Regions from separate parts of the Homo sapiens genome. Here region 2 is linked to region 1. The links are chromatin loops, found by intact Hi-C in ENCODE. Cell type or tissue: PC-3. All regions are shown on one strand. Links, peaks and the distances in the headings refer to the core of each region. The heading gives the core; the rest is flanking DNA. Region 1 overlaps LOC105374557 (a long non-coding RNA gene). Region 2 has its middle 640 kb from the start of LINC02261.

The links. Hi-C counts contacts between places; a loop is a spot of excess contacts. Peaks named below come from ENCODE experiments on the same cell type or tissue, not always from the same donor. Only the 100,000 strongest peaks of a DNase experiment are listed, where the experiment ranks them.
Region 2: a loop joins it to region 1, with 5 times the contacts of the local background. A loop is called at or near these places in 4 of 110 quality-filtered maps.

What each region holds. Positions count from the first base shown.
Region 1 is chr4:28,345,160-28,361,511 of GRCh38, reverse strand. The region is part of intron 2 of LOC105374557 (a long non-coding RNA gene); the gene reads right to left. Among named protein-coding and RNA genes, the nearest start is that of MIR4275, 470 kb to the left of the region's middle. RefSeq lists an enhancer at 8,919-10,118. In PC-3, for the core only: no CTCF peak of the experiment used is centred there; no DNase peak of the experiment used is centred there.
Region 2 is chr4:27,853,359-27,869,710 of GRCh38, reverse strand. No RefSeq gene overlaps it. Among named protein-coding and RNA genes, the nearest start is that of LINC02261, 640 kb to the right of the region's middle. In PC-3, for the core only: a CTCF peak has its summit at 8,239 (motif pointing left); a DNase peak (open chromatin) is centred at 8,190; H3K27ac peaks cover 468 bases.

The DNA of each region.
Region 1 (16,352 bases), core at 4,414-12,413:
CCAAAGTTGATAAACATTGATATATTAGTTTGTTTTTTGTTGCTTATAATGGAACATCTGAATCTGGGTAATTGATAAGAAACAAAATTTATTTCTCACAGTTCTGGAAGGTGGAAAGTCCAAGGTCAAGGGATTGCATGTAGTGAGAGGCTTCTTGCCTGTGGGAACTGTCTGAAGAGTACCTGGTGGTGCAGTTGCTCATATAACAGAGATGATCTTGGCATATCCCTGGAAAAAACATTATCTCATGGTACATGTGTTTCCTCTCCTCCTACAACTTTGGCCAAATAGAATCTATTCTTCCTTCCCTTGCCATCAGAAACTTGATGTTTGCGGGGAGCATGGAGGGATAATCTCACTCAAACTTTAATTTGTATGTTGGTATTCTCTCATTTCTTCCCTGTCTACAAGTATGGATATGTGATTGGATATAACCCAAGAAATAACCTATCCCATAAGTATTGTGAAGGTGCAGAGAGATGCATATAACCCAGTGTGGGGAAACGAGAGTCTATTCCAGGAGTTTTGTTCAAACTTGAAGGACAAAGAACTTCCTTCATGCTGGGCTTGACACTGCAAAATGTAAGGCTACACTACTTGAGTCATCTTATCACCAAGTAGCTTCTAGTTACATAAAGGAAAGCAGAACTGAGAGCAGTAGAGAGATCCGATCCTGGTACACTTGGGAGGACATCTGGATGACATGGTAACTTAAGCTAAATAAACTCTTAGGCTCTCAACATTTTTTGTTAGTTTTGTTGGCTGTTTTGCTTAAGCCAGTCTACAGTCTAGATTGCATTTGCTTACACTTTCAACCAAAAATTACCAAATGTACATACATCTTTCTAAAATATTATTTCATTATTTTTGTTACCATTCTATGTGTAAAATCTATGACGTACAGATTACTATGTATAGTTTGACAAGAATCACTTATTTACTTTTGCTATTCTTTTCTTTTATGTGCTTTATTTCTGTAACAAATGGTCCCTTAGTCTGCCAGAATTCAGATCAGATGTTAAATCTTTATTTTTGCTTCAGTTACCAGTAAGGATCACTCCTCTCCACTTCCCTATTACCTTTTATTTATATTAATTAATTAATTATATTGTATACACCTGATAGTAAGATTAATGTATTCATCTTTTAACTTTCACAATTAGTATAGTGGCTAGTATACAGTAGAAACTTTATTAATATTATTGAATTAACTGAATTGAATTTTTCCCCAAGTTAATAAAACTTCAGGCTGGCTACTTAAACATAATTATAATTTTTACAACAAGGGCAGCAATGTCTCAAATGTTTAACCATGCCTGAAACTTTGTGTTCAGTTCTGGTACAGTCCTTTTGAAGGAACAGAATGGATAATAACAAATTTAAATATTTCTATAAGAAAGTATCAGGCTGAATTATTCAAATTCGTGTATTTAAAGCAATTGAAGAAGCTTGTGATGTCTATTCTGATGTTTGTTTTTAATATTTGAAGAATTGTGCATCCAACTAGAAACAACACTAAAGCCTGTGGTAGAAATTATAGGGGATTAGGAGTATATGCAAGGTACATTGGGCAAATAGAAATATACACTCGGCATCTTCACATACTGTAAAAGTATCATGTTCTTTTAAAAGCTACCAAAGACAGAAGAGAAGGTTAAAGTAGAGGACTTCTAAAGTCTGTCAAATATTCTAGAATATTTAATTTAATAATAGGTGGCAAATACAATTGACCTATAAACAGGAGACAAAGATAATGTTAAAATCATAACCATCACATAGATCTGAACCCATTTAAAAATTTTTTTCAAACATTGTTGTTTCATTGACTAATTAGTGAATGACATCTGAATGATCACAAATATTTTCCAGCTTAAGATTTATATCTCTTCTCAAATTTCCCTTAATCTTAATTAATATTCTACATAGATGAACAGTCTAAAATCAAATTAGGGAAATAAATGTAAACCTGAAAATGTTTATATATATATAGATAAATGAAAGCAAAATACTAGCATGTAAATTAAAAGGTTAAATTTCTGGGATAAAAATAAAACCTTTTTCATTTTAATGTATTAAAAATAATTCCATAATTAGTAATTGAAGGAACATTTTTCTATTATCTCTTTAATTTATTTTTGTCTCCAATTGGAGGTATATCCTTTGAAAATTGTTTCCTTTATATTTTAATAAGAGCAATGCAAATGTCGTTAACACTGACTGTGGTGTTTTAAAACAATGGAAAATTTTGCATTAATTTTATGAGGGAAGATAATAAGAGGCTATAATAAATCATATATAAATCATATAAGATTTTAACCAAAGAAACTGAGAAACATACATTTTAGGAAGATTAAAATGATACATATTGTTTCAAGTAATTATTATGAAGTTTTAAATAAACATTGTAGAACAAGATTGGGTACGTTGATTTAGATTAGAAAGTTACATAATTCTTAGCTTCATTGGAAAAGAGTCTCCTAATAGAGATACCTTGCAAGCAAAATGTTCATTTTAAAAGTTGATACTTAACAGTAGTTCTTTGAGGGGTTTATATACAAATGTGGTCAGAAGGAACCAACTACTACTTTTAGCAATTTTGTACAAGTTTCTGCACCATAAATAGTTTAAGAACGAAGTTAAAATTAGAACTTGGATGGATTTTTTGCCTTATTCAACATTTGATCTAGAAGAGGGAATACAGCTTGCCAATAATTCTAATCTCTCCCACATGTTGAAATATCAAGTCAACCGTGACCCATTTAAAAATCAACTTTAAAATCTCACTATTAGTGTGAATGGGTAGACATGTGTCAAATAATAGACAGACACATAAAGTTATAATTTGAGGCTAATAATTCAAATCATCCTTGTACAAGAATAAAATCTGAGGGAACCAATTTGACACTTTCTATCCCCTCCACTCCTTGCTGACAACAATAATGAATTTTAAAATCTTTAAAAATAATTCACTTGCATTATTGGGCCAATATGGTGATTTGGTCTAAAAGGACAATATGTTATCATACCTCACTAGGAAAGATATAGGAAACAAACAGATCTATAATAATTATAAGAATAAGCAGTATCTTCTTTATGCCAGACTAGTAAACATTCCACATACATTAAATCCCCTAGAAAATTCATGGAGTTGTTTTATTTTTTATTCTTTAACGTATCTGGGGAAATGGGACTCTGTTAGTTAAAAGCAGTGATTCTCAGTCAAGGTTGATTTTGCTCCTCGGGGAACCTTTGGCAAATAAGTCTGGAGACAGTTTTGGCTGTCAAGAGTGCTGGTGGTGGGGGATGGCTGCTACTGGCATCTAGTGGGCAGAAGCAAGGGATGCTGCTGAACATCCTACAAAGCCTTAAGACAGTCCCTATCTCAACAAAATATGATCCAGCCCAGAGTGACATCAATAGTGCTGATTTCTAAAAACTCTGGCTAATAAATGTGTCCCTAAAACTTGTCCGGCAACCCTTAAGCTTTGCATTGAGAGTTGTTCCACTTCGTACTTCATTCCTGTCCATACAGAGAAAAGTTTTAGAGATCAGTAAAGGGTTGAAGAGACTTCAACATAAAGCAGGCCAATATAGGAAGAAAGTATTAGTAAAGGAAGAAAGTGAAAGAGACATTCTTTCATTTTATTTTATCTCATGAATTAAACATATAAAATATAAAAATATAAACATATAAATATAAACATATAAAATATAAAAATATTGAATTAAATAACAATACCTGGAACCTATTTTTGAAATCATTTAGTTAGGTAGATGCAAAAAAAAAAAAAAAAGACATAAAGCAGAACAGAGCAAAGTATAATCAAATTGTAATAAGTATAAGCAAAGTGTAATAAGTGTAAATACTTGAAGTTTTAAGTAGAAAGAACACATATTTGTCTGGCAAAAATCAAAGCGACCTTGTAAAGAAACTTATATTTTTTTTTGACCATTTTATTTTATTTTTTAATAGAGACAGGGTCTCACTGTGTTGCCCAGGATAGTCTCAAGCTCTTGCCCTCAAGCCATCTACCCTCCTTGGCCTCCCAAAGTGTTGGTATTACAGGCATGAGCCACTGTGCCCAGCTGAAATTTTTCCTTGATCTTACTGAATAGGTGAATTTGTAGTAGAAAATGAAAGTGTCTATTTGGACACTTTACTTGCTCTGTATTTTCTTTCTTTATCTCTTCCCTCTTCAGGTCTCTCTTCCTTCCCTCTCCTCCTTTCCCATCTCCTTCTTTGCCCATCTCTCCTGCTGTCTCTTTCCATTTCCATTTATTTGCTTTCCTTTCCTTCTTTGCTTTCTTCAACAAGCATATATTGAATTCTTGACATTTCCTACTCCAGATAAAAATTGAAGGACATGGCCCTAAAAAACTTTCACTCAACTGGAGCATCATAATTATTAAAAAGTAATTAGAAAATAATGTTGAAAGTATCATAAAAGAGAAATAATACAATGCAAATAATGTGCCATTTGGGGGGTAACAGAAAGAGGGGTTAACTAGTCTGAGAAGAAAAGAGTGAGGAATGTTTTCTGGGAGACGTAAATTTTGAATCATGTGAAAAGGGAGAAGTGGATGAGGAAGAAAGGTAAATCAATGAAAGCCTGGAAGGAAGTAGGTAAGGTTCTGTTTTAATGGCCTTCCATTCTCTTATTGCAAAGATAGCATCTATATCCTTTAGATCTTTGCTCTAAAATTCTATCTCAAGAAAGTTTTCCTGATTTCTCTGACTTAATCTCACTCTTTTGTAATTGGCCTATAGAAATACCACTATGTTCCGCCAGGTGCAGTGGCTCACGACTGTAATCCCAGCACTTTGGGAGGCCGAGGCGGGTGGATCACGAGGTCAGGAGTTCAAGACCAGCCTGGCCAAGATGGTGAAACCTGGTATCTACTAAATATACAAAATATTAGCAGGGCGAGGTGGCAGGCACCTGTAATCCCAGCTACTCAAGAGGCTGAGGCAGGAGAATCGCTGGAACTCAGAGGGCAGAGGTTGCAGTGAGCTGAGATCACGCCACTATACTCCAGCCTGGATGACAGAGTGACGCTCCGTCTCAGGAAAAAAAAAAAAAAAAAGAAATAGCACTGTGTTCCCTTCTTTTATGCCTGTTGTCACAGTTGTGATTTTATTTGTATTTATATGATTATTCAATTAATATCTGTCTCCCCATCAGACTGTAAGAATCACAGTATCAGAGACTAGGTCCAATTTTTCTTACCCAATATAGACCACAGCAATTTCAGCAGAGTAGCTGAACAATAAATATTCATAGGAAAAAAGAGATACATAAAATAATGAGGTAAGACACAGAAGAATATTACTGGAGTAATAAGTACTTTCTACAGCATGGCAAATTTTGATTTGCAGGAGAATAATAATACCAATTAGGAAAGGTTCTTTTTTGTCTTGCTAAAGTGCTTGAAGCCTTATTCTATAAGGAATGGGAAAACACGGAAATACTTCAACCAGCACTGGGAATTTGCAATCATATTTCCCCTTAAATAACTTACTTAAACAACAATGTAAAGGATGTAGTCAGGATGTAGGTAAAAATGGGGGATAGTTATGAAAATATTGTAGTCTAGGGCTGAAACAGTAAGTTTCTTAGTAGAACTGTGGCATAATGTTAATAAGAAAGAATCAGTTTCAGAATTTGGGCTTAGAAACAAAAGGTAAATTAGAGCCAGATTATGAATAACTTTTTGCATAGCATCTAATGATACAATTCAAGTCGGAAAACAATTTCATTTTCTTTTCCCTGAGTATCTGTTATCCTTCCCAAATGATCCTGATGCCATTGTGTATGGTGTAGATCATTATGTGTGTACTATCCTTTTGATATTTCTTCTTTTGAGATAATTTATGACAAATCTATCAATGCATTGTTGTGCTCTAAATAAAATATATTCCTCAAGCATACAGTCAGATCCTGTCTTTATAAATGATGTTGCAAGAAAAAGCTAACTACATGATGTATCTTCAGAGTCTTAAGACAAATTATTGTGGTGGATTAGATCTTAAAATGGAATCATAAATTATAGGCAGCACTAAACATTATAAGGTTTAATGATGAGCTTTGCTGTAACTCTCATCTGAGACAAATGTTGCCATAAAATTCTAAATCAGCATTTAATGAATTGACAGAAGCTGGAGAATATGAGTTGGTGCTAAGGTGGGAAAGAATACAGACATGTAAAAAGAACTTAGGTTAGAATTTAAAATCTGTGCCTCCTCCATTCAACCTTCTGGGCACTGAGAGGCTCTCAAATTACCTCTCTCTAAGATATATAAAAGGTTCTGAGGCTGAGGCTTGATCTGTGCAAGAACTAGCCTCTCATTTTTTGATGCTCCAAATGAGACAAAGAATTAGTAGCTGAAGCATCTGTTCCTGCACATGCTGAACAATGGATAAATTCTGTCTTTAGTGAAGTGGCAGACAGAGCAGAGTGATCCGGAAATGTAAATCACCAAAAGGATTTTCCCTGGAGTGTTAATAACAGGTCAGTAATTACTCTGAAAAGGAAGGAGGCAGATAGAACTCTATTGAGAGTCCAACCCTCCCTGTTTTACACCCACTATGTTTTCTTTGGGGAAAAGTAATTTAATTTCAATGGGAAAATATATTTTCTGGCTACAATCTCTATTAAATGTTTAATTAAAGTTAATAGAAAGTCTCCATTTAAAAAAGCAATTAAACACTAGAACACTAGAAAGTGTTTTTCCCCCTTTTGATTTTTACTCTGTTGGAAACAACAGTGTAATCATTGTCCTCAATGTTAGAAAAAATTCCAAACGGAAATATATTACTCATGTCATTTTCCAAAGCTTAGTTTATATGTGAGAAGGAAATAACTCATTTTTAAGATAATACAGAACACAATTATTTATGACAATTTTTCATTGGGAAATAAAGAAACTATACTGGTGATTACTTAGATTGTTATTCGTTTTCAATATTGTTCATATAAAGGCATTACCTAGCCAGAAAAACTTGATCTGGTTCAGATGGCAAAATATAAGCAAAAGTATTTCATCGTGGAAAGTGCTGAGCAAGCCAGACTTCAAAAGATAATGAGTATCTGGGACCTTCTTAAATATTAAATTAACATCTTTTCCTTTTGACAGTGCTGGGAGAAAATCTACACATTCAGTCTTCTAGACTTCTGAGTATATTTAGAAATTCATAAAGAGAGATTCAATGGCCTGAATGTGTCCTTACACCTCTCAAACTGCAAGGGATATAATGGAAATAGTAACATGCTTTCTTTTCTTTTTTTTTTGAGACGGAGTATCGCTCTGTTGCCCAGGCTGGAGTGCAGTGGCATGATCTCAGCTCACGGCAACCTCTGCCTCCTGGGTTCAAGTGATTCTCCTGCCTCAGCCTCCTAAGTAGTTGGGATTACAGGTGCACACCATCAGGCTTAGCTAATTTTTGTATTTTCAGTAGGGATGGAGTTTCACCACACTGGCCAGGCTGGTCTCAAACTCCTGACCTCAAATGATCAGCCCTCCTCAGCCTCCCAAAGTTCTGGGATTACAGGTGTGAGCCACCTTGTCTAGCAAGTGACATGCTTTCTTAAAAACTCTCTACTCCACTCTAAGAATCCATACAAAAAGGACTATGTCTGTGTTATTCATCTTTGAGTCACCAACACCCAGTACAGTGCTTCTTACATAGTAGAAACTCAATAAAATATTGTTAAATAAAGAAATGTATTTTTCCCATGTTTCATGTTTAAAAAATGGATTTTACACAGTGACGTAACATGAGTATGTGTGTGTGTGTGTTTAAAGCAATATTATCTCTATTGACTCTGTTATTCATTTTGTCTTTCCTAAAATCACAGTATGTTACTGTGATTTCCAGAAAAAAGATGGAGAAATAAATTCATGTCTGTAGTACAGACAGAAATAGTCTTACTAAAATAACTGGAGGAAAAGAGTGGCATAGGTGTTATAAGCAATCATTCTTATTTTGATTTTGGCATTTACACTTCAGTTTAGTGCATGTGGTAGTGGAGTAACAGAGGAAAAAGCAATATAGTGAAAAGAAGGTGTGAATATTGTGCTGTTCAGCTTACTATCTTTTCTTTCAGTTAACCTATTCCTCTGTACCTTACATGCTAGAAATTGACTGGGCCACATTGCAAAATTAGGAAGTGAACTTACATTTTGCAAAAAACTTTCAAACTTCCATTTCTCTAGAATAGAGATAATTAAGTGGACTTTCTTGTCCTTCTACTCTTAAATTGGACTAAACCAAGAAACTTGTTCTGTTAGCAGAATTTTTAATTGAGGGACATATTTTTCAATCTAGTAAGAATGTGAAAACAAGATGTAAATGACAAAAGGCAAACTGTGGAAGGTGGAAAAAGAGGATACAAATGAGGAAGTGAAGGAAATTGGATTACAAAGGCGGATATCCAGGCATCTAGAAGTTGAAGTAAGGAAAGGTAAAAAAGAAATCATCATTCTCAGTAAACTATGGCAAGAACAAAAAACCAAACACCGCATATTCTCACTCATAGGTGGGAATTGAACAATCAGAACACATGGACACAGGAAGGGGAACATCACACTCTGGGGACTGTTGTGGGGTGGGGGAAGGGGGGAGGGATAGCATTAGGAGATATACCTAATGCTAAATGATGAGTTAATGGGTGCAGGACACCAGCATGGTACATGTATACGTATGTAACTAACCTGCACATCGTGCACATGTACCCTAAAACTTAAAGTATAATAATAATAAAATTTTAAAAAAGTTTGAGGAAGAAGAGGGAAAAGAGAAAACGTAAACTATAATAGAAATAGAAATACAGAGACTCATTTTTAAAGAAGCAGAATACTTTTGTTTATATTTTTAAAAAAGATAAACTCCAAAAGGAAATATATAAGAGAAACGTAAGTTGTATTTTGCAAAATCTGAAATGGAAAGGTGTACTTTTAAGTCCCAATGATAATTTTTATCTTAAAGAAGAGCTCCAAAAGCAGAAAGTACTTGAGTTCTCTCTTTTCTTTATGCATCACGTACAGTTTCATGCAATTCTTGTTGACACACTTCCTAACCATATCCCACTTTTTTTCGCTTTTCTGTCTCCATTATTACCATACTGCAGCAATCCTGTTCTATTATCTTCCTAATGAGCTATAGCCTTCTAACTAGACCTCTTACATTCCCTTTTAATTCTATACAATCTAATCTAATCTTGATATAGTCACTACTAGATCTTTGTAATTATAAAATATATTAAATCACTCCTTTACTTAAAACAATGCAACAGTCTTGCCAATGGAATGCAATGTAGCAGTCTCTGGTTGCCTGAGGTAGTACCCAGCATCCTTTGATTCAGGACCAAGAAAGTTAAGGAGCATGGGCACTAAGGATGAGGTTGGAATGAAAGTGTAATAAGCAAAAGAAGAAATACTCCATGTTACTTTGTTCCCCTTACTGTGCATGTGTCAGAGGATGGAATTTTCCATTGCAGGCATGTCTGGGCAAGTCTCTTGTGTAGCTTTTCTCATCTGTGCGACAGTAGGCATGTCTTTGGCAAGACCCCCAACCCTCCACCCCACCCCGCCCCTCGCTCAAGTTCCCTGCAGGCTGTTCTTTTGTTTGAAAGATTTCAACCAAGGACCCTCACTAACTGCCTGCCTGACCGGTTTCTTCCTTTCTCCACTCTCAACAATTTGATGATTTTCTATCACACTAAAAGGAAGTCAAAACTCTTCAACTTGGCTTATAAAGCTTCATGGATTGCAAATTTTTTAAATAATCATTTTTTCTCCCCTGTAAGAGTATGATATTTCTGTTCTTACCATGCCTCCCTGGAGAGGAAGTATTCTTACTTATGCCTTTGCCTTTGCTAGGCTTACACATTCATATTTTATTGAATAAAGAAGTCACAGCCCATCCTTAGGCATGTAAGCACACATGATATGCAAGAAGAAAGTATAGCATCTACCACTGTCTCTTCATTCAATCCAGTCCCAGTCCACTCATATGAAAGCCTAAATACCAAAAGATCTGTAGTATCCATATTCATAAGATTCAGGCAACATAAATTAATGCTTCTTTGGGATGGACATTGCAAAGTGCACCTTAGGACAAAAGTCTACTATTCTCTTTGCTTTTATAAAGGCTTTGTTCTGTGGAGAGCTTCAGTACACTACTGGTCACAATGACAGCATAGGTGATGTCAGTGGAGTGTACAGGCCATATTTAACAGGCCAAGAGAGAAAATAGCAAGTTCAGAAGCAAAAGATTAGTATGCCCATGGGCATTAGCAGCCCAGGCTTCTCACACACCTTGGATTGTTGAAACAGGTTAGGAGAAAAATGACAAAAGGTCGTAACATCTGACTTCACTATTTAAAAGTGGAAAAACCCTGATAAACTCCCTGAAGTGTGTGATTTTTTTTTTATATGAAGGGACCCAAATCACAGAAAAATTATTTGCTACAATAAGTGAGACTAAATTATTTACCATGAGATGGGTAATAATATAAACCTTTAAACCCTACCTGTTTGAATATATATCATGATTTCTACTAACTGCAACTTCACCTAAATCAGGTCAGATCAGGTGTTTACTAAATTTCAACAGCAGAATAATTCTATTTTGCATTTTTGCAATGTGGTAAAGGTTATATTAAATTTTACTTTAGCATTGAAAATAAATGGGCTGCTCTGATTATTTTACACAAGAGTCTGAAGTTTAACAGACTCTTTTAAGTAAATCTGAATCAGAATGTTCATAAGTGCTTGTGAATTGAAGCTTCAAGTTGCTTAATCTAAATCACAGCATGAGTAATTGCAATAAATCCTCCTCACATAGCTAACAGTCCACCAGAGGCCAGATCTGTGACAATCTTGTTCTCTAGGCTGGAATTGTGAATAGAACATTAAAAAAGATACTGCATTAGTGAACTTAAAGTGGTACTGTTTCTGCCTAGGTTATCTTCAACTTCAGAATATTTATTCCATCAAATAAAATATATATAATAATTGTTCTTTAATAATAATAGGTTTGTAGTAAAGCATTTTAAAAAATTTTAGCATAGTTTATTTAATTTGTCATAAATGTTTAAATCAATATCCATACTTAATTTTTGATTTGGGAACTAAAATATTTAATTTGTCTAGCTAAATTAAATATGTCATGAATTGAAGTTAAGAACTGAAGGTTTACATAAATATCATTGTCATTTTCTGAAGTGTTTCAAGTAAATTACAGGAAGCAGTTTGGGATGTTAACATTGATTTACAGATTAGTTTCATCACAGAGTAAACATGAATATTACAAACATCATAAAAATCATTAAATATGCATGAATTCTTGCATTTTGGACATACATTGTATGAGTACTGTGTGCCAAATACTGCATTTGCAAGGTACTGGTGGATTAAAAGATAAAATAATTTTGTTTCAAAGCCTTGCTTTCTTTTATTTTGAGCGGGCTGTACCCATTGCAGAGGATCTGAATGGATCTATGACATGGCTGGATCTGAACTGTTTCCATTCTAAAGAAGAGGTTTACTGTAGCATACATGTACTGAGATATAGAAAAAAGCGGAATAAGTTATAGTTTCAAATTTTTTAAAGTCATTGTTAGTGCAAATTTCACCAAATCACATAGTAATGTTAAACACATCTATTATGCATATCACATTCTAATCATCAGTTCTAACTATGGTTAAAAATTTTATATACAATTGGTCCTCTGTATTTGCAAGGTCCACATCCTTGGATTCAACCAACATAGCACCAAAAATATATTTAGACCAGACCTACAAGGGTTGCATCTGTACTGAATGTGTACAGATTTTTTCTTATTATTTCCTAAAGAATAAAATAAAACAACTATTTATATAGCATTTACATTGTGTTTGGTATTATAAGTAATCTAGAGATGATTTAGAGTATTTCGGAGGGTGTGCTTAGGCAATATGCAAATACTATGCCATTTCACACAAGGGATGTGAGCGTCCCTGGATTTTGGTGTCTTTGGGAGAATAGAGGTTGTCCTGGAACCACTCACCAGAGGTACTAAGGCACAACTGTATAGACAAAGAGAAATATTTATTTTGCTACACATAAGCATTGAATATGACAATTGTCAACTAAAAAATAATGAATGAAAGCTATACATTTAGGAAGGAGACTTTATGTCTTATAAAAGATTACATCCTGCAGGGTTACCATTCTGACAGGCTGGGAAGCAGAGCCTCTGGATGAAAACTGAAAGGCAGCCACTTTAAAGGCGGGGAGGGTGGAACAGAGATTTATGCTGAATGAGTTGGCCAAGTATACATACTCAACAGGGTATAGAAAGAGTTATGAATATTCATGAATGGGGTCCTACTGCATGCATACTGAATAAACATATATGTTATTATATGACCCATATCTACCTTGGGGTGGAGACTTAACATTAAAATATATGACAATTAGGCCCTATACGTCAAAAGGTGAAGCAGAGTAAGGAAGACATGCAAGTGCGTAGCCTCTGTAAATTGGCCAGAACCACTCATGGTCAGTCATCTTATCAGGAGAAATATACTGAAACCAGGATCTTGTCCAGTCAATGCTGTAGTTATGGCTTGTGGAACAGGAGGGTGAGAATCAGCGTCTGGTGGTAGATGAGCTACAATTTTTTAAACATTCATTATCTTAAGGCCAGTGCTTATTTAGCTGCTAGAGAAAAAAAGAAAAAAGAAAAACTTTTTGGCAGTTAGAACATAGTTTGTGGCAGTTAGAACATAGTTTATTCTTTTTTATTTTTTTGAGACGAAGTTTCATTCTTGTTGCCCAGGCTGGAGTGCAATGGCGTGATCTCAGCTTACTGCAGTCTCCGCCTCCCAGGTTTAAGCAATTCTCCTGCCTCAGCCTCCCTAGTAGCTGGGATTATAGGCGGCCATCACCACGCCCAGCTAATTTTTTGTATTTTTAGTAGAGACAGGGTTTCACTATGTTAGCTAGGCTGGTCTCGAACTCCTGGCCTCAGGTGATCAACCCACCTCAGCCTCCCAAAGTGCTGGGATTACAGGCGTGAGCCAACGTGCCTGGTTCCAACATAGTTTATTCTTTAAGTGCAGGAGTACATGACTTAAGCTTTGCCTGGCATGGCCTTAGGTCTTCTTTATCATTTGGTATCTTATTTCTGCAGAGTCCATTCTGTCCATCTTATGATCTCTGTTTTAACATTACTGCTGGTTAGTTGTGTTTAAACAGTGAAAGGGAGTGAGCATCATAAGGTGTGTCTGACCTCCCATCCCACCATGGCCAGGAATTCAGTTTTTAAGGTTCCTCTGGGGTCCCCTTGGCTAAAGGGGGTCTGTTAAGTTGGTTGATGGCATTATATTTTATTTTTAGTTCTCAAAATCTAGTGGTAAAATTATAAATTTTAGAGTTTCTATATAAACCTTTTCTCTTCTTCTAATGACAGACATTTCTTTTTAATTTTATATATTCCAAAGCCATATGCTCCATGCCTGGTAGTGATGGTCAGATATCAATTAGCATTAACAATCTGAAGAAGCCCCATACAACTAATTCTATATTAACCCACAATCTTTTCTGCTGTTACAAAATTTTATCAATCTTTGGTTTGATTGTGTTAGATATTGTCAAACAACTTCTTACCTTCGTTTAATGTTCTTACGGTTGACTACAATGGATTCTGTTCTATTCTTCCAAGCTTTAGGATGAGAATTGAGTTTTATTCTCTCTTTGTTACTCTTCAACAGACTGAATGCATGTGTTCCCTCAAAATTCCTATGTTGAAATCTAATTCCCATTGGGATGGTACTTGAAGGTGCAGACTTTAGGAGGTGATAAGCCATAGCAGTTGAGCCCTTATGAATGGAATTAGTGCTCTTATAAAAGAGACCTCAGTGAGCCTTCCTCTCCCTTCAACTATGTGAAGATACAACTAAAATATGTCCATCTATTTGACAGGTAGCAGGTCTTTACCAGACACTGAATCTACCAGTGTCTTAATTTTAGACTTCCTTAGACTTCTAGAAATAGAAGAAATAGATGTTTCTTGTTTATAAGCCACTCAGGCTATGGGATTCTGTTAGAGCAGCCAGAAAGGACTAAGACTCTTCTCTCTCTCTCTCTGTGTGTGTATGTGTCCTCTCACTGTATTCGTGATTCTTCATAATACCCAGGTTATAACAGATACCATTCTTTATACAAAGATTCATCAGCAGAGGCCTGAGGAAGTAGATTTATAGTCCTAATGTGTTACCAAATAATTTCCTAAAAAGAATTTGCCTAAAAATAATTTTCCTAAAAATGTACTGCCCTGCAAGAACAGAATCCACATATATTTCTCTTAAAATGAGAAAGGAAGAGGAATAAAATGAAGAGCTTTACACCTCTCTGATCTCAATGTTAAGTTAGGTTCATACCTTGAGGAAACTTCACTGCCTTGCAAATTTTCCCAAGTTTGTCCTTGTCTATAAAGGGCTACAAACAACTCTTTATAACATCTTAGCAGTGCCAGGCACTCAGAAGAAAACCCTGTATTAGCCTGAAGTGTCAACATATAATGCTGTAGTTTCCAAGACGCTTTTAAACTGTACTGTGGTATATAATGTGCATCCCTGAGCTGTTTGTGAGAAATATTTCTACAAAGTGAACCTCTAGGAAATCTCGTCTGCTCTTCCCATGTTTCATCATGAGGGTCTGTCATTAAAGGTTCTAATATATCCATCAGCTTTATGCTCATGAAACATGAAACTGAAAAATAAAAGAGGGTGAATCAATAATTCAACAACATAATTTGGCAGTATTTTTTAATTCTATGGTCTGCAGAGGACAAATTGTATTCTTTAAAGTATATGCATTCGATATGCAAAGCTAACTGCTCTCATACTTCTAGCCATACCCATTCTGAAGTTGTAAATTGGGAAGTGCAATGACATTCACTATCACTGGACAGAAGATACTATGAGGAGGTCAGAGAATATAGCTTTCGGCAAACAGGACTGCAGACGCTAAGAATGGAAGTGTGCAAGTTCTGTACAAACCCCTTAGCTCAAGACATCATGTAAATCATGAAGACCAATAAGCAAGATGCATCAATTTACAAATCAGATACTAATATTATATATTTCCTCTGGGTAAAGAAACACTCAAAAGATTTAAGGATTTCTTTTTAAACTGCAATTTGCTCTGAGCATCCATGTAGCCCTGACAAAAGAAAAACAATGCAACAAAATAAACACAAGACAAAAAAAAAGAGCATAGAATAACTTCAGTCTGATACAGTAGGAAGAAAAAGTAAAAACCTTTTTTTTTGGTAAACTTTTCTAAAAATACTACATGACAATATAATTCAATTAAATTATATAATTTCTTATCTGAATAATAATTTGTACCATTTAATTGATAGACATGTCTAAACTTGGGAAGTAATTAATTTTGCTATTAGTGTTTTTTTAAGATATTGAGGAAAAGAGATTTTTAAATCTTTGAATTTGTACAAAAATGCATTATTCCAGCTGTCAGATAATTTCACCCCCAAATTGGTGAGCTCCAGGCTACTGTTATAGAACCTGCATTGTCACGTCCTCTGAAGCATTTTGTTCATGCCTTAATCAGTATTTATAACCTTGCTGTGTGACAACACTTGAAGTGATCATACTATTATATTACATGAAACCTGTCCCAGAGCTCAAACTTAAGATAAGGCACAATAAAAAATATAATAGGTGAGAATTAGTCTATTCAAAAAAGAAATGCAAAAGAGACACTTGGGGACAAATGAGATAAAGGGAGAATTATAAAGCATGCAGACTGTAGATACCTGCTATGAGAAACTTGCCTGCCTGCCCCAAATTTTTCAGGAGAATTTCAAATCCTACTGCTCTTTTTCAGGTAGATGACCCACAACCAATTTTATTTTGAATCTGAGCCCCTCATATTACCTTCCCACACCCAACCCAACATCTTCCTCCAGTGGTTTACACTGTCTCTGTAGATGGCAACTAAGCCTCCAATTGCTCAGGACCAAAATTTTAGAACCATCCATGAGCCTCTCCCTCTCTGGTACTTCACATTTCTTTTCACCCCTTGCAAATTCTTTCAGCTCTACCTTAAAAATATATCAACATATATGCAGAACCTAAACACTCTTCATGATCTCCCTCCTACCACCCAGGTCTGAGACACCATCGCGAGTTATTGGGAACTAGGGGAGGCGGGTAGCCTCTCAACTAGTCTTATTTCTTTCCCTTTGGCCCTAAACTCTCCTTTCTGGGTGTCCCCCGCTTCAGACTGTACTCAACACAGTAGTAAAAATGATTGTGTGACAGCTTGAGTCAGATATGT
Region 2 (16,352 bases), core at 4,366-12,365, 490 kb after region 1:
AGGTGAGAATGGTAAAAATAAGTTATTTTGTGTTGTTTTCTAAAATTTTTAAATGTCACATTATTCCATTAATTGCAACAATATTTTGAATGCTTTTCTTTGCCTGGAAAAAAACATTTTTCAGGCTGGGCCTGGTGGCTCACGCCTGTCATCCCAGCACACTTTGGGAGGCCAAGGTGGGTGTATCATGAGTTCAAGAGTTTGAGACCAGCCTGGTCAACATGGTGAAACCCTGTCTCTACTAAGAATAAAAAAATTAGCCGGGCCTGGTGGCATGTGCCTGTAATCCCAGCTACTTGGGAGGCTGAGGCAGGAGAATCACTTGAACCAGGGAGGTGAAGGTTGCAGTGAGCCGAGATTTTGCCACTGCACTCCAGCCTAGGTGACAGAGCAAGACTCCATCTCGGTGCAGGGGGTAACATTTTTCTTAATATATCTAAAAATGCCCTAGTGGGAAACTACAAAATAGAGAGAGAGGGAGAAGTGGAAAAACAAATTTAAAAGTGTATGTGGGAGGAGGGCAGAGAGAGAGAGAGAATGAGAAATACCGGGTAATAATGAAAACAAGGTCATGGGGCTTATTGAATGAAGGTTGCACATTCTTGCAAAGCTTCAAGGTTCTCAGTAAGCAAAATACTTATAACTTGACTATTTGTAAAGAATTTACAAGGATACTTCATAAAAGTATCTTTAAGTGCTCAGTACTCAGTTTACAAATAGGTGCTAATGACAAACACTGACAGTTATATTTTACAACAAAACTACCTTCCTTGAATTACCACTGTCCTTAAACAGAAGAGAAAAGGAAGTTGAAATATTATAGGTAATTCAATTCTGCCTAAAAGCTGTTATAAACCAGTATATTAAGATTAAACAGGTTAACGTTTTATAACATATATAGAAATTAAGAAAAAAGTTCTAATATCTGCTAAAATACAAGCAGCTAAGCTCTCCAAAATTATAAAATGTAAAGAAGCTAGATTAAGCATTATATATGATTGTAACTAAATTTCTCTACCCTGTATAATGTAGTTTCTCAAGTATATTCTATTATTTGTTAAAAATGTCTCTGTGCCATATTTATAAACATAAATTTAACACACAATTGTTCTGGAAGAATAAAAATAAAATAAGGAAATTATTTTTTTATCTTTATCAAATGAATATTTGCTTAATAAAAATAAAAAATATGTTTTCATAGTTTTTATCTTGAGCTGGCAAGCTTTTTGTGGCATTTTATTTGGCTTCTGAAAAGCAGTATTCAGTTACAATAATGAAGCTTTAGAGATAAGCTGAACATTCGATGTTCTCTAATTTAGGACAACTAAATATTAATACTAAAATTAATCCTAAATGATGCAAAAGCTGCTCTCAGAAGGTCATACATTTGTGAGATTTTTCTATTTTTCCAAAGAACCTTTGAGAAATCAATTTCCTCTCTTTTGGCAATAAATAGTGCCCCAGAGTACTAAAAGAGTAATTTGATTCAATCTGATGGAGGTGTTTGCTGTTAGTAGTTTATTTATAAAGTATTATTATAAGAACTGCATTCCGGAGTGTGGTTCAACTCATTTATGGGAAGTCTCTACTGAAAAGGAAGAAGGTAAGGCAAAATTAGTATAAGTAAATAGTTTGGGCCAAACTTTGGAGCATAAATTCAGTTGACCTGAATAAATACTCCATCAGCAACAGTTACAAATCAGCTTTTAAAGAAAAAGAAGAGGCAGTTTCTAAGTTGTTTAAGAATTTACAATAAAATAAGAATTTACAATAAAATAAGAATTTACAAAATAAGAATTTACAAAAATAAGATATTGATTGCGCCTACATTAGGAACCTGAAGATAATCGGTGAGGCAGCTAGTCAGGAATAAAATGCTTTTAAACAATTGCCCCTGGGCATTAGTTTTGAGGGTGTGTGACTGAAGTCCTATACTGTTGACTCTTTGGGCCTGATAATTTTTTTTTTTTTTTTTTTTTGAGAGGAAGTCTTGCTCCATCACCCAGGTTGGAGTGCAATGGCACAATCTCGGCTCACTGCAAACTTCGCCCCCTGGGTTCAAGCGATTCTTCTGCCTCAATCTCCCGAGTAGCTGGGACTACAGGCGCGCGCCACCACACCTGGCTAATTTTTGTATTTTTAGTAGAGATGGAGTTTCACCATATTGGCCAGGCTGGTATCGAACTCCTGACCTCATGATCCACCCGCCTCAGCCTCCCAAAGTGCTGGGATTACAGGTGTGAGCCACTGCACCCGGCCAGGGGTAGGTATTATTAATAGTTACTGAGGTTAGCCTCAGGAGGCCAGAGTCTATTGAAGAACTGAGAAGTAAAACTGATTGAAAAGTGGTAATACTTTGTAAAACATTATAAAACTGATTGAAAATGGTAGAGGATAAAATGATGGTTACCGGGAACAAAGGTGCTCCTATTTTTTTCCAATATCTAATCTTGGGGAAGTGGAGTCATGAATTTGAAGATTTCAAGAGAAGCATTTCATCAGGAGTTAATATCCAGCTAGCACCTGCAAAAGGCTATGGTTTATAATCAGTTGTTAGACCTGGGAGCTTGGTTGGGGCCGGTGCGGGGGTGACATATCTGTGAGATTGAGTGTGGTAGCCATCACTGGAGAATGACTCTCTTTTATCTGGATAGTGGGAAGTATAGGAGAAGGAGGACAGAGAAGAGAAAAAGTTTTCTCAGGATGTTGGATAATAAGTAAAGGATGTGTTAAAGGTCAGTAAAAAAGAAGGGATATGACAAGGAGTAGACAAAGAAGGAAAATGGCAGCGTGATACAAACCCAAAGTGAAATCCTCATAGTTTTCCAGAGATATTGGTTAGGAGAACCAAATTAGATCCCTCCCACTTGTATTCAAGATTGTTTCTTCTTCCGTGTCTTTCCAGAAGACTATGTTTCCAACCAGAAGATCATGCAAAAACTGTAGCGGGATGCATGACAAAAGAAATAATTCACATGTTTGTGTTTAGTATGAAGATGTTTAACAAAACCTTGCCAGTATTTAAAAATATCTAATTGTATTAAAGCCTCCCTAGATCCAAGAGGAGTAAGTGATCTTCACTGGGCTGCTAATAGTTATTTCTTAAGAGATAATCAATGCAGAAAAGAGGGGCAGAATCACAGGCTCATCAGAGATAAAAGCAAGACTTTGGGCTGAGACAAGTTGAATTCTTTAGAGAATTTAGCTAGTTTGATTTAAAGAGTGTCATTTGCTTATTCTTTTTTTCTACAGAATTTATGCGAGTAAGGTACAATACGGTTTTTGTGAAAATGGAAATACTCATTGAATATCCTGAAGAACTTTACCAGTGGAATGCCTCTATTGCACGGGAAGAGAAAAAAAATTACTCAAGTGGAGAATCTTAGTTTTGGTGTTGGCAGTAGCCTGTTTTCAGGGAAAGGCTTATACCCATCTTGAAAATATGCAGGCTGTGGTTAGAACATATTTGTGCTCATGAGATTTTGGGAGTTGAATAAAATTTACTTTCTAGTGAAAAAGGAAATCTGGTTTGAGATACAATATACTATGACTATAGCTAGCATATAGTTGGAATGTACCAAGAACATATCAAGACTATGAAGTAAATCTATTTGTTAAGTTTGGAGTAGGTCCTAAACATCTATATTTTAATAAAACTCCATAGGTAAGTGATGTGAATGCTCAAATTCACATCACGAAAACCATCAGCCTAGAATATGCTAAAAGCAAATTAAAAAAGCAAAGTTGCAATTAAGGTTGCATTTTTAAAAAAATAGCTAAAATTGTATAACACCGTATTACTATTATCTAATTTTCTGCAAAGCAGCACCAGGACTCTGGTAAATTGAAAGATTTAATTGACAGTGAAGGCAATAGCAAATCCCTGGAAACTTTATGCAATTTCTTAAATATTTACATAAGTAACATTTCCCCATACTCTCCAGATTTTACCTCAAGAAGCCTAAGCTGTTCTGATTTGACAGTACCTCCATTCAGCTCATCAACAGAAATATTTTAGCATGTCTCTTTTTACAAGGTGAGATAACAAATCATTTGTGTTTTTCCAGAGGCCCTATTCTCATTTATGATCTGATTTGGGGATGGCAAAATAACAAAATATTCAGGAGATTCTAACAATTTAATAAAATCATAAGTTATTAAGAAAAACAATACTTGACTAGTTAAGTAGCTGTAAAATATTTTTTAAGTAAACATAAGAGGTAACATGCTTATAAAGAATCTTAGATCTTTTAAACGTGAGAAGACAGTATCCTCTCCATCTGAAATTTTTTCAATTACATAGAATCTTTGCCTTCTAGGCAGATTACTCAGAAGGTAAAGAAAAATCTTTGCAAACTTTTACTAAAAGCAAACCAAAAATCCCGAGATAATTTTGTCAGTTTAATGGAGAGAAAACGAAATTTAGTTTTGCATGAATATAATATTTGATATTAAAGCTAAACCCATCAAAACATAGCCAGCTTTGGTGGGGGCAAATGAAATTTCTTTTTTCCAGACTTTCTAAAATTGTCTATATGCATTCAGATTTTATCCTACACTTTCTTCTTTGTCATTCTAGGATAGTCAATTTACTTTAGGGCAGTAATATTTTCTTTTCCCTTAACACATATTTTATACCTTCCATAAAAAATTGTTCCTCTCTGTATTATGGCTCCTATGATCCTCTCATTCATATATAGTAATTAGAGCTTTTAACCACAGTAAGTTCAATTTCACAAAGAAAACTAAGAAGTAGTTAATTTTAAACTGTCATATACCAGCATTTTGAATTAGACCAGCAAAACCTATAAATATACATCTTAGGACTTTTTTTATAGCCATCCACATTCTTTATAGTGCAAATTCTAAGGTACAAAAATGATTGTGTGTGTGTGTATATATATATATGTGTATATGTATATGTGTGTGTGTGTGTATATATATACACATATATATACAGTCTATCTCTGTAAAAATATTAAAAATGAGGCCAAAAGTATATAAATTTAAATTATGCTCTGTATTTAATACTTCAGTATTTTTCTTGCTTAGAAATGATCCAGTTATGCAATGAATATCCATTAAATAACATAATTTGGCATATGTTCAGAGTTTTAAGTTACCTAATGATCTTGAAAACTATCCTCAAGTTTACCCACTGCAAAATATGATTGTTGAAATAGAGTTGTCAGAATAATGCTTTAATTTGGTTGAGCACAAATTTACAATTTTTATGATCTTAATGATCTAGTAGATGCAATGCTATCTTAGTCAAACAGTAAACCAGCATAACCTGAAGAAGAACTATCCAAGTGGGGTAAAATGCATATCTGTTTTTTTATTTGACACGGGTAAATCAGAAGACAGTTGATTTATTAAACGAAGCATATTAAATTAGTCTTGTTTGCAAACAAAAATTCCTAAATAAAGTGGTCAAAGTCTTAAAACATGTTAGTTTCTAAAGGCATACTTTTAGGCACATTGAAAGTTTTGTAAGTCCAATTCCCTGAAGTTTTAGAAAGTTTAATTAATAGAAGTGCTTACATACCTGTAAACCATTAGGATAGAGTTATTTGAAGTGATAATATAACCTAATTTGATAACACCATAAAATGTAGGAAAGTACTGCATACTCACAAATATATAAACGTGATAAACGTGTGTGCAGATGCAAAAGGCTTATTACTCAATGTTTCGCATCTAAAAATTGCTCTCTTCCTAATAGTTATGCTGGAGTATCAGCACTAAGCTCAGCTGGGTAGTAAGAGATCTTAGTAAGACAGAAAAAGGTTGGGATAAAGGAAAGTCAAGAGGTAGGTTATCAAGTTTCACCACCGTACAATTTTTGTATGCTGAGGCAGTGTAAGGTGAAAATAAGTGGTAGAATGTGTTGTCTCTATGTCACCTAGGAATATTATAGGATTTTCAAAGATAAAATGATTCTTTCCTTCGCTCTTTGAGACATTGAGAATTTTGAGGACAAAAGAGAAGGTTCCTGGGAGAAAAGTTACTAGAGAGACTGAATTTTGGACTCATTTCCTTTGATATTTTAAGGGCAGTTAAGGAAAGACAATTCTGAACTACATTTAAAAGGTTCTTTTAAATAATCAAAGTGAAATTTACATAACTTATAAAAAATCAGATTAAAGTATTAAAGTATATAATTCAGCAGCACTTAATGCGTTCACAAGGTTGTGCAACAATAGTTTCATAACTTTTCATCATTAGAGTAGAGCCCTCTGCCTACAAACTAGCCAATCCTAAATCTTCTCTTTACCTATTCTCTGGAAACTGCCGATCTGTTTTTCTGTCTCTATAAATCTGCTTATTTTGAATATTTTATGTAAAAGGAATCGTACAATGTGCAACCTTTGTGTGGTTTTTTTCCCTTAGAATATTGTTTTTAGGGCTGGCCCAAGTTGTATCATTATCAAAATTTGCTGCTTTTTATGGCTGAATAATTATTTCATTGTATATATGTACCACAATTTGTTTATCCATTTGTCTAATAATATAGATCTAGGTTGTTGCCACTTTAGGCTATTATGAATATGAGACAATAAACAATCATGGACAAGTTTCTGCATGTACACATATTTTATTTCTCCTGCACGTATACCTAGGAGTAGAATTCCTGAGTCCTATGATAAGTCTATGTTTAACTCTTTGAGGAACCATATAACTGTTCTCCACAATGGTTGCACCCTTTACATTCCCATCAGCAATGTATAAGACTTCCAACCTCCACATCCTTACCAACGTTTATTTTCCATTGTTTTGGTTATAGCCACCCAAGTGTGTATAAAGTGGTATCTCATTGTGGTTATAATATGCATTTCCTTAATTGTGAATGATGTTGAACATCTTCCCATGAACTTCTTGGATGCTTATATCCTATTTGGTGAAATATCTATTCGAATCATTTGCTTGTTTTTGAATTGGGTTGTTTGAGGTTTTTTGCTAGAGTTATAAGAGATTTTATGGATTCTGGATATTCAATACTTATCACACATATGATTTGCAAAATTTCCCCCAAGCCATAAGTTGAATTTTCACTTTCTTGACAATATCTTTTGATGCATGAATGTTTTAACTTTTAAAAAGTCAGGTTTATCTTTTTATTTTTAACTTTTTGTGTGCATGATTACAGTGTCAAATCTAAGAATCCATGCCAAACCTGAGGTCAGGAAGATTTACCTCTATATTTTCTTACAGTGTCTTACAGTTTTAGCTTATTAATTTAAATATTAATCTATTTTGAGTTAAAATTTTTATATGGCATGAGGTAGGGGTCCAACCTCATTCTTTTGAATATGTTTATCCAGTTTCACAGCTCTGCTTCTTGAGTGAATTGGTCATTCCCCATGGTCTTTGCATTCTTTTCAAAAATCAATTTTAAATTTCTTTCTGTATTATGAAGTCTATTCCACTTGTCTATATATCTATGCTTATGTCAGTTCCACACTGGTTTGACTACTGTGGCTTTGTAGTAAGTTTTGAAATTGACAATCATAAGTCCTTAACTTTGTTTTCTTTCAAAACAGTTATGGCTACCCAGAGCCACATGAAATTCAATAAGGTCCAAAATGGTGGCATAGAAGAAAGCAGGCTTCATTCCCCAGGCCCGCAGAAACCCAAAACAAATATACAGCACTGAGATTATTATTAGCAACGTTTTATACCTCAAGTATGAAAATGAGTCAGTTTCTGTGGCCACAGAGAAGTAGAAAAAAAAAAAAACCCTCCAGCAGATGGTAAGACATTCAGACTTCTACATTCACAATGCACTTCCCTGCAATGTGCCCAGCACAAAGCCTGTGGAAAATTTCCCGAACTCACGGTTTCTACACGGGAAAAAGGGAGATTGAGACAGACAACCAATTTCCCCAATATATTGTGTTCTCTGGCAGGAGAACTGTTTCTGCCTCAACCCATAGGAAGCACTGAGAATGCCTGGAGGGATAAATATTCCTTAGGACTGCCAGAGACCAAATTGGGAGGTGGGATGACCATCCACAGCTATAAAAACTCTGCTCCATAATTCGGATGAAAAAGATGCCAAATCAGAACAGCTGTTCAGTAGCACCACACTGTTGAAAGTTTGTTCCACAGGTTCCCTGGGCACAAACTCCTGGGAAGCTTTCTGGCACTCCAGGGCATTCTTTTGGCACCTCCCACATTTGGCAATGTGATTACTAGAACCAAAGCAAACCTGGGCTTAAGGCACCATCTAGTGCTGAAACAGAGGCAGTGAGCTGGTGGGGAAAAAACAAGATCAACAGGTAAATTACAAAGAGTAAGCAATTGTATCTAATTAAAAAAACAAACAAAAAAGCCAGACAGAGAAGACTGAAAGAAAGAAATAACCCTTTAATGCCAAATGTGGGTGAAAATCCACAAAAAAACTACAGAAATGGTGAATTGTCACCTCCCCAAATGAACAAAGCAAGGAACTAGTTACTGACCCTAACGAGATAATGATATGTGAACTCTCTTACCAAGAATTCATACAGCAGTTTTAAAGAAAATCAATGACCTCCAAAATAACACAGTAATGCAATTCAAAAACTTATGAGACATTTAACACAGAGACTGATATACTAAAAAAATCAAAGAGAAATTTTGGAACTGAGAAATATATTCGCTGAACTGAAAAAAAATCAAAGGCTCTCAACACTAGAGTGCATCAAGAAGAAGAAAGAATGAGTAAGCTCAAAGATAGGTTATTTGAAAACAGAAGAGAAAAAGAAATGAAAAGCCATAAAGATTGCAAACAAGATACAGAAAATTACCTCAAAAGACCAGATCTATATTAGGTGGTTAATGGCTAGGTTAAAAAAAAAGAAAGAAAAAGAAAAAAAGTCAAAATTTAAGAATTATTAGTGTTCAAGAAGGAGTTGAGCAAAAGTAAGGTATAGAAAGCTTATTCAAATAAATAATAACAGAAAACTTTGCAAAAGTTAAGAAAGAGATAAATATTCAACTGAAGGACGTTCAGAAAACACAAAACAGATTTGAGCCAAATAAGACTACTACAAGTGCATAATAATCAAATGCTCAAAGGTTAAGGAAGAAGAAAGGATTCTATAAGAAGTAAGATAAAAGAAGTAAATAACATATAAATGACCTCCAATTTGTCTGGCAACAGACTTGTCAACAGAAACCATACAGGACAGGAGGGAGTAGCATGACATTTTCAAAGTTCTGGAAGAAAGAATAAAACTCCTATTCCGCAAAGCTATCCTTCAAATATGGAGAGATATAGTGTTTTTTAGACAATGTTTGGGAAATTTACCACCATCGGACTCATCTTCCAAGAAAAGGTACAGAGAGTTCTTCAATCTGAAGAATAAAACACTAACATTAAAAAAAACCTCCAAGATATAAAACCCACTGGTAAAATTAAATACAAAAACAAAGCAAGAATACTCTAATAATATAATTGTGGTGTGCTATCTATTCACAAAGTTAATATAAAGCCCAAATGAAAACTCTATCAAAAACAATAATATGTACAGCAACGTGTTAAGAGATAGGCAATATAAAATATGTAAATGGAGACAACATGAAGTCAACATATTGGAGAGGAGGGGGAGAATTTATAGTGTAGAGGTTTTTTTTTTTTCCATTTGCTTTTTGTTTTCTATTCTTTTCTATGTGATCTAACATGAATTGTCATTTCTTTTAAATAACTTGGTATAAAATGTGTTTTGAAAGCCCCATGGTAACCACAATGCAATGTAATAGGTTCACTAAAAATAAAAAGCAATCAATTAAAATATACTACCAGAGAAAATCCCTTAACCGCAATGTGAGACAGAAAAACAAAACAAAACAAAAACAACGAAGACAGGAGTTACAAAACAGCCAGAAAACAAGGCACAAAATGACAGCACTAAGGCCTTCCTTATCAGTACTAACTAAATGTAAATTAAAATTTAAAAATTTAATAGGACTCAATTTTCCAATTAAAAGGCATAGCTGTGTGAATGGATTAAGAAACAAGACTGAACTATTTGCTTCCTACAACAAACCTACTTCATCTATAAAGACAGGCAGACTGGTTGTGCATGGTGGAAAAAGATATTTCATGCAAATGGAAACCAAAACAGAACAGACCAAGTTAAAAGACTGTAAAACAAACAGACAGACAGACAGATTGTTAAAACAGAGAAAGAAGGTTACTATATAATGATAAAAGCGTCAGATTAGCAAGAGGATATAACAATTATAAATACCTTTGCACCCAACATGAGTGCTCTCAAGTATATGAAGCAAACATCAATAGATTTAAAGGGAGGAATATACTGCAATACAATTTATATAAAGGGAATTCAACACCCCACGATTAGCACAAACAGAATATTCAAAAAAAAAGTGACAAAGAGATAGCAGAGTTCAGCTACACACTATACACACTGGACCAAATAGGTCTAACTGACTTTTTTTTTTCTTTAGAGACAGAGTCTCACTTGGTCACCCAGGCTGGAGTGCAGTAGCAAGATCACAGCTCACTGCTGCCCAAATTCCTGAGCTGAAACAATCCTCCTGCCTCAGCCTCCTGAGTAGCTGGGACCACAGGCCTAACTGACTTTTATAAAACATTTCACCCAACTGCTAAAGAATATACATTCTTTTCATAAGCACATGGAACATTTTCCAAGCGAGATGATATCATAGGCCACAAAACAAGTCTCAAGAAATTAAAAAATATATAGAAAGAATATCAAGTATTTCTAACCACAATGGAATAAAACTGGACATCAATAACCAGAGGAACCTTAGAAAATGCAAAGACACATGAAAATTAAACAGCATGCTCCTGAATCAACAACGGTTTAATGGAGAAATTAAGAAGAAAATTTAAAAATGTATTGAAATAAAAATGGAAATACAACATGTGAAAATCTATGGAATACAATAAAAATAGTACTAAGAAGGAAGTTTATAGCAATAAACACCTACATCAAAAAAGTTAAAAGACCACAAATGAACAACTTAATGATGTATCTCAAGGAACAAAAAGAACAAGAACAAACCCAACCCGAAATTGGTAGAAGCAAAGAAATAAGAAAAATCTGAACATAAATAAATAAATTTGAAACTAAAAAATACAGAAGATCAATGAAACAAAAGTTGGTTTTTTGAAAACATAAACCAAATTGACAAAACTTTAGCTAGGCTTCCAAAGTAACAAAAAGCCTGGGCACAGTGGTTCACACCTGTAATCCCAGCACTTTGGGAGGCTGAGGTGGGTGGATCACTTGAAGCCAGGAGTTGGAGACCAGCCTGGCCAACATGGCAAAACCCCATCTCTACCAAAAATGCAAAAATTAGCCAGGTGTGATGGTGCACACCTGTAATCCCAGCTACTTGGGAGACTGAAGCACAAGAATCATTTGAACCTGAGAGGCAGAGGTTGCAGTGAGCAGAGATTATACCACTGTACAATGCACTCCAGCCTGGGTGACAGATTAAGATCCTGTCTCAAATAAATAAATAAATAAAATAAGAAAACATACCAAATAAATAAAATCAGAAACAAAAAAGGATGTATAACAACTGAAATAACAGATTTAAAAAAAAGTCTTTAGAGATTATTATGTACAACTGTATGCTAACAAATTGAAAAACCTAGAAGAAACTAAGAAATTCCTGGACACATATAGCGTACCAACATCGAACCATGAAGAAATAGAAAACTTTAATAAACAAATAACAAGTAACAAGATCAAAGCTGTGATAAAAAGTCTTCCATCAAAGAAAAGCTCTGGACTTGATGACTTCAGTGCTAAATTCTACCATACATTTAAGAAGAATTAATACTATTTCTACCCAAATTATTCAAAAAAATTGGAAAAGATCTGAATACTTCTAAGCTCATTCTATGAGGCCAGTATTGCCCTGATGTCAAAACTTGACAAGAATACAACAAAAGATAAAACAACAGGCCAATATCACTGATAAATATAGAAGCAAAAATCCTCAGCAAAATACTAGTAAACTGAATTCAACCACACATTAAAAATATCATTCATCATGACCAATCATCTACACATGCAAGGATGGTTCGACATACACAAATCAATAAATGTGATACATCACATTAACATAACCAATAACATAAAACACATAATAATTTAAATAGATGGCAAAAAATTAATAATGTTCAACATCCCTTGATGATAAAAACCCTAACAAACTGGATATAGAATAAATATACCTTAAAATAACAAAGATCCTGCATAACCAACCCGTAGCTAACATCATACTGAATGGGGAAAAATTGAAAGACTTTCCTCTAAGATCTGGAACAAGACAAGAATGCCCACTTTCACCACTTTTATTCAACATAATTTTGGAAGTCTCAGCCAGAGTAATTAGAGAAAAGAAAGAAAGAAATGGCAGCAAATGGGAAGGAAATAAGTCAAATTAGCCATGCTTACAGACAATCTGATGTTATACTTAGAAAACCTAATGACACCATCAAAAAACAAAACAGATAAACTAATTCAGGAAGGTTGTAGGATACGAAATCAACATACAAAAATCAGTAGCATTTGAAGATGGCAATATAAATTCAGTAATCTGGAAAAGACATCAAAAAAGTAATTCTACTTACAATAGCTACAAATAATATAAAATACCTAGAAGCTAATTCAACCAATGAAATGAGAGATCTCTATAAGAAAAACTATGAAATGCTAATGAAAAGAATTGAAGAGGACACAAAAAATGGAAGAATATTTCATTTTCATGGACTGGAAGAACTAATATGTTAAAAAGACAATATTACCCAAAGCAATTTATAGATTTGTATAAAAATACCAATAAAATTATTCACAGAAACAGGGGGGAAAATCCTAAGATTTGTATGGAACCACAAAAGACACCCAATAGCCAGATCAGTCCTGGGCATAAAGAACAAAGCTGGAGGCATCACACTACCTCATTTCAAAATATACCACAAATCTATAGTAACCAAATCAGCTTGATACTGGTATTAAAACAGAAAATTGGACCAATGGAACAGAATAGAGAACCCACATATAAATCTATGCATTTACAGCTAACTGAATGTAAATTTTATCAAATACATTTCATGCATCAATTGAGATGCTGATGTATTTTTATTCTATTGATGTGGTATGTTACATATACTAATTTTCTTCTTTTGAATTGGTCTTGCATTCTGGAGATGATGTCCAATTGGTCCGTGTATATAATACTTTTAATATGATGTCAGATTTAGCTTTTTAGCATTTTGTTGAAAATTTCTGTATCTATGCTCAGAGGGGATATTGGTCTGTACTTTTGTATTGGTATCTTTGTCTGCTAATCTTTATACTTTCCAATATTGGTATCTGTCTGCTAATCTTTGTACTTTCTAATATGTTCTAGGAGGCCAAATGTTGGCCTCCAAATATTGATTTATTTCTTCTTTTTAAATGAAGGTATTCACAGTAATACTTTCTTTCTTTACTTTTTTTTTTTTTTTTTTTTGAGACAGGGTCTCGCTCTGTCTCTGTCACCCAGACTGGAAGGAAGTAAGTGGCATGTTCTTGGCTCACTACACCTCCACCTCCTAAGTTTAAGCGGTTCTTGTGGTTCAGCCTCCCAAGTAGCTGTGATCACAGGCAGGCACCACTATGCCTGGCTAATATTTGTATTTTTAGTAGAGACAGGTTTCACCATGTTGGCCAGGTTGTTCTACAACTCCTGGCCTCAAGTGATCTGCTGGTCTCAGTTTCCCAAGTGCTGGAATTACAGGCATGAGCCACCATGCCTAGCCAACAGCTATAATGTTTTCAATGTGCACGAGGTTTACTGCATTTCATTACTTTTGGTATGTTGTGTTTTCTCTTTACTCATCACAATACATAATGTGATGAGTGCATTGTGATGAATAAAAATATTTTGGTATGCTGTGTTTTCTCTTTATTTGTTATAATGTGCATTGTGATGAATAAAAAGAAAACACAATATGACAAATTAACTCCACAATTCCTGCATTACCACTTTTTAAAATAACTTAGCCAATGCATAATTGTGATGAATATTCTCTTAATTTTGGTATGTTTTGTTTTCTCTTGTGTTTTCTTCTTCGACTTACTGGTTGCTTAAGACGTGTTGTTAATGTCCACATACTTGTAAATTTTCCTGTTTTCCTTCTGTTACTGATTTCTAGTGTTATTCCATGTAGCCAGAAAAGATACTTTGTAGGATTTCAATCTTTTTATATTTGTTAAGATCTTTTTTTTGGTCCAACATATGATCCTAGAGAAAGTTTAATAAACACTGAGAAGAATATGCATTCTCTTTTTGCTGAGTTCAGTGTTCTACATGTGTTAGTAAGTCAAAGTGGCTTAAACTTTTGTTCATGTCCTCTGTTTCTTTCTTGCTTTACGTCTGGTTGCTCTGCCTATTGGTGAAAATGGGGTATTGATGTCTCCAAATATTATGGTTGTACCATCTATCTCCCCGTTCAATTCTATCAATTTTTACTGCATATATTTGTTGCTCATTTGGCATGTACAACATATATATTTATAATTGTTATATCTGCTTGCTGTATTGGCAATGTTTTTAATACGTAAGTTTTTGTTTGTCTTATAAACTCTTTACTTAAATATCATTTTGTCTGATGTTAGTATTCGTACCGCAGCTCTCTTTTGATTACAATTTACATGGAATGTCTTTTTCTACATTTTTACTTTTATCTTCATTATATCTTTATATATAAAGTGAGTCTCATGTACACAGTGTACAAATGAATTACCTTGTTTTTTTTTTCTGTCCAGTCTTCCAATCTGTAAGTTTTGATTGGATAATTTAAGCCATGAACATCTAAAATAAGTACTGATAAGGACGGACTTACTTCTGCCATTTAGCTGTTTGTTTCCTATATAGCTTATATGTTTGTCGGTTTTTGTTTTTTAATTCCACGATTTCTGCATTACTGCTTTTTTTTAATACTTAGCCAAATTTCTGCAGCATACCATTTTGATTCTCCTTTCCTTTTCTCTATATATTTTAGATATTTTCTTAATAGTTACCTTAGGGCTGAAATTAATATCTTACTTGTATAACAACCTACTTTAAATAATAATAACGTAGATTCAATGGTATATAAACACTACTACACATCTCTGTCCTTACTTTTTAAATTATTATTGTCACATATTACATCTTTTTACATTGGGTGCCAATTAAGACAAATTTATGCATTTTTCTTTTAAGTTATGTAGAAAAAGAAGAAGTATTAGAAACTCAATGTACACAAATACTGGCTTAGCTATTTAGTTATTGTTACCAGTGTTTCTTATTTCTTCTTATGGCATAAAGTTGTTATCTACCATGTTTTCATTTCACAGAGAAAGTCTCCTTCTATCATTTCTTGTAGGAAAGAAGTATTGGTAATGAACTACCAAAGCTTTTGTTTATCTTTAAATGTCTTAATGTATTCTTTATTTTTCAAAGATTGTTTTCCCAGGTATATAATTTTTGGTTGACAAAATAAATCAATCCAATGCTTCCTAGCCACAATGTTTCTGATGAGAAATTAGCTATTATCTTATTGAGGATTTCCTACACAGGATGGATCACTTCTGACTTGCTGCTTTGTCTTTGGCTTTTGACAGGTTGATTATAATATGTCCATCTGGATCTTTTAAAGCTTATCCTACTTGAAGTCCATTGGGCTTTTTAGACGTGTATGTTAATATCTTACATCAAACTTAGAAATTTACCAAATATTTTCTCTTACCTTTTTCTTCTCTTCCTTAGATTCCCATAATTTCTATGTTGCCACACTAGGTAGTGTCCCATATGTCACTTAGTCTTTGTCCATTTTAAAAAAATCTTTATTTGTTTTCTTCTCCTCAGGTGGGGTAATTTCAATTGCTCTATCATTAACTCTCCTGGTTCTTTTTTTTTTTTTTTTTTTTGGTCTGCTCAAATATGTTATTAAAACCTTATAGGAAACTTTTCATTTCATGTACTGCACTTTTCAGCTCCAGAATTGCTATTGGTTCATTTTTATAATTTCTATATGCTTATGATATTCTCTATGTAATGGTACATCATTCTCCTTGTTTTCTTAAGTTCTTTCTTCATAATTTTCCTTAGCTCTTTGAGCACAGTTAAGGCAGTATTAAGGGCCCTGTTATTATTAATGGGTATACATTTAAAGTTGTGTGCTTTTCTTTAGACAAGTTCAGCTACACACAATAGAAGGCTGGGGATTTGAATTCTTTAAATTGTAGGTTGCCGGTCCAGTTGAATAAATTGATTAAAAGAGAAAATTTAGGCTTATGCAAGATTGCCATTCTAATTATAAGCCATAGAATCCA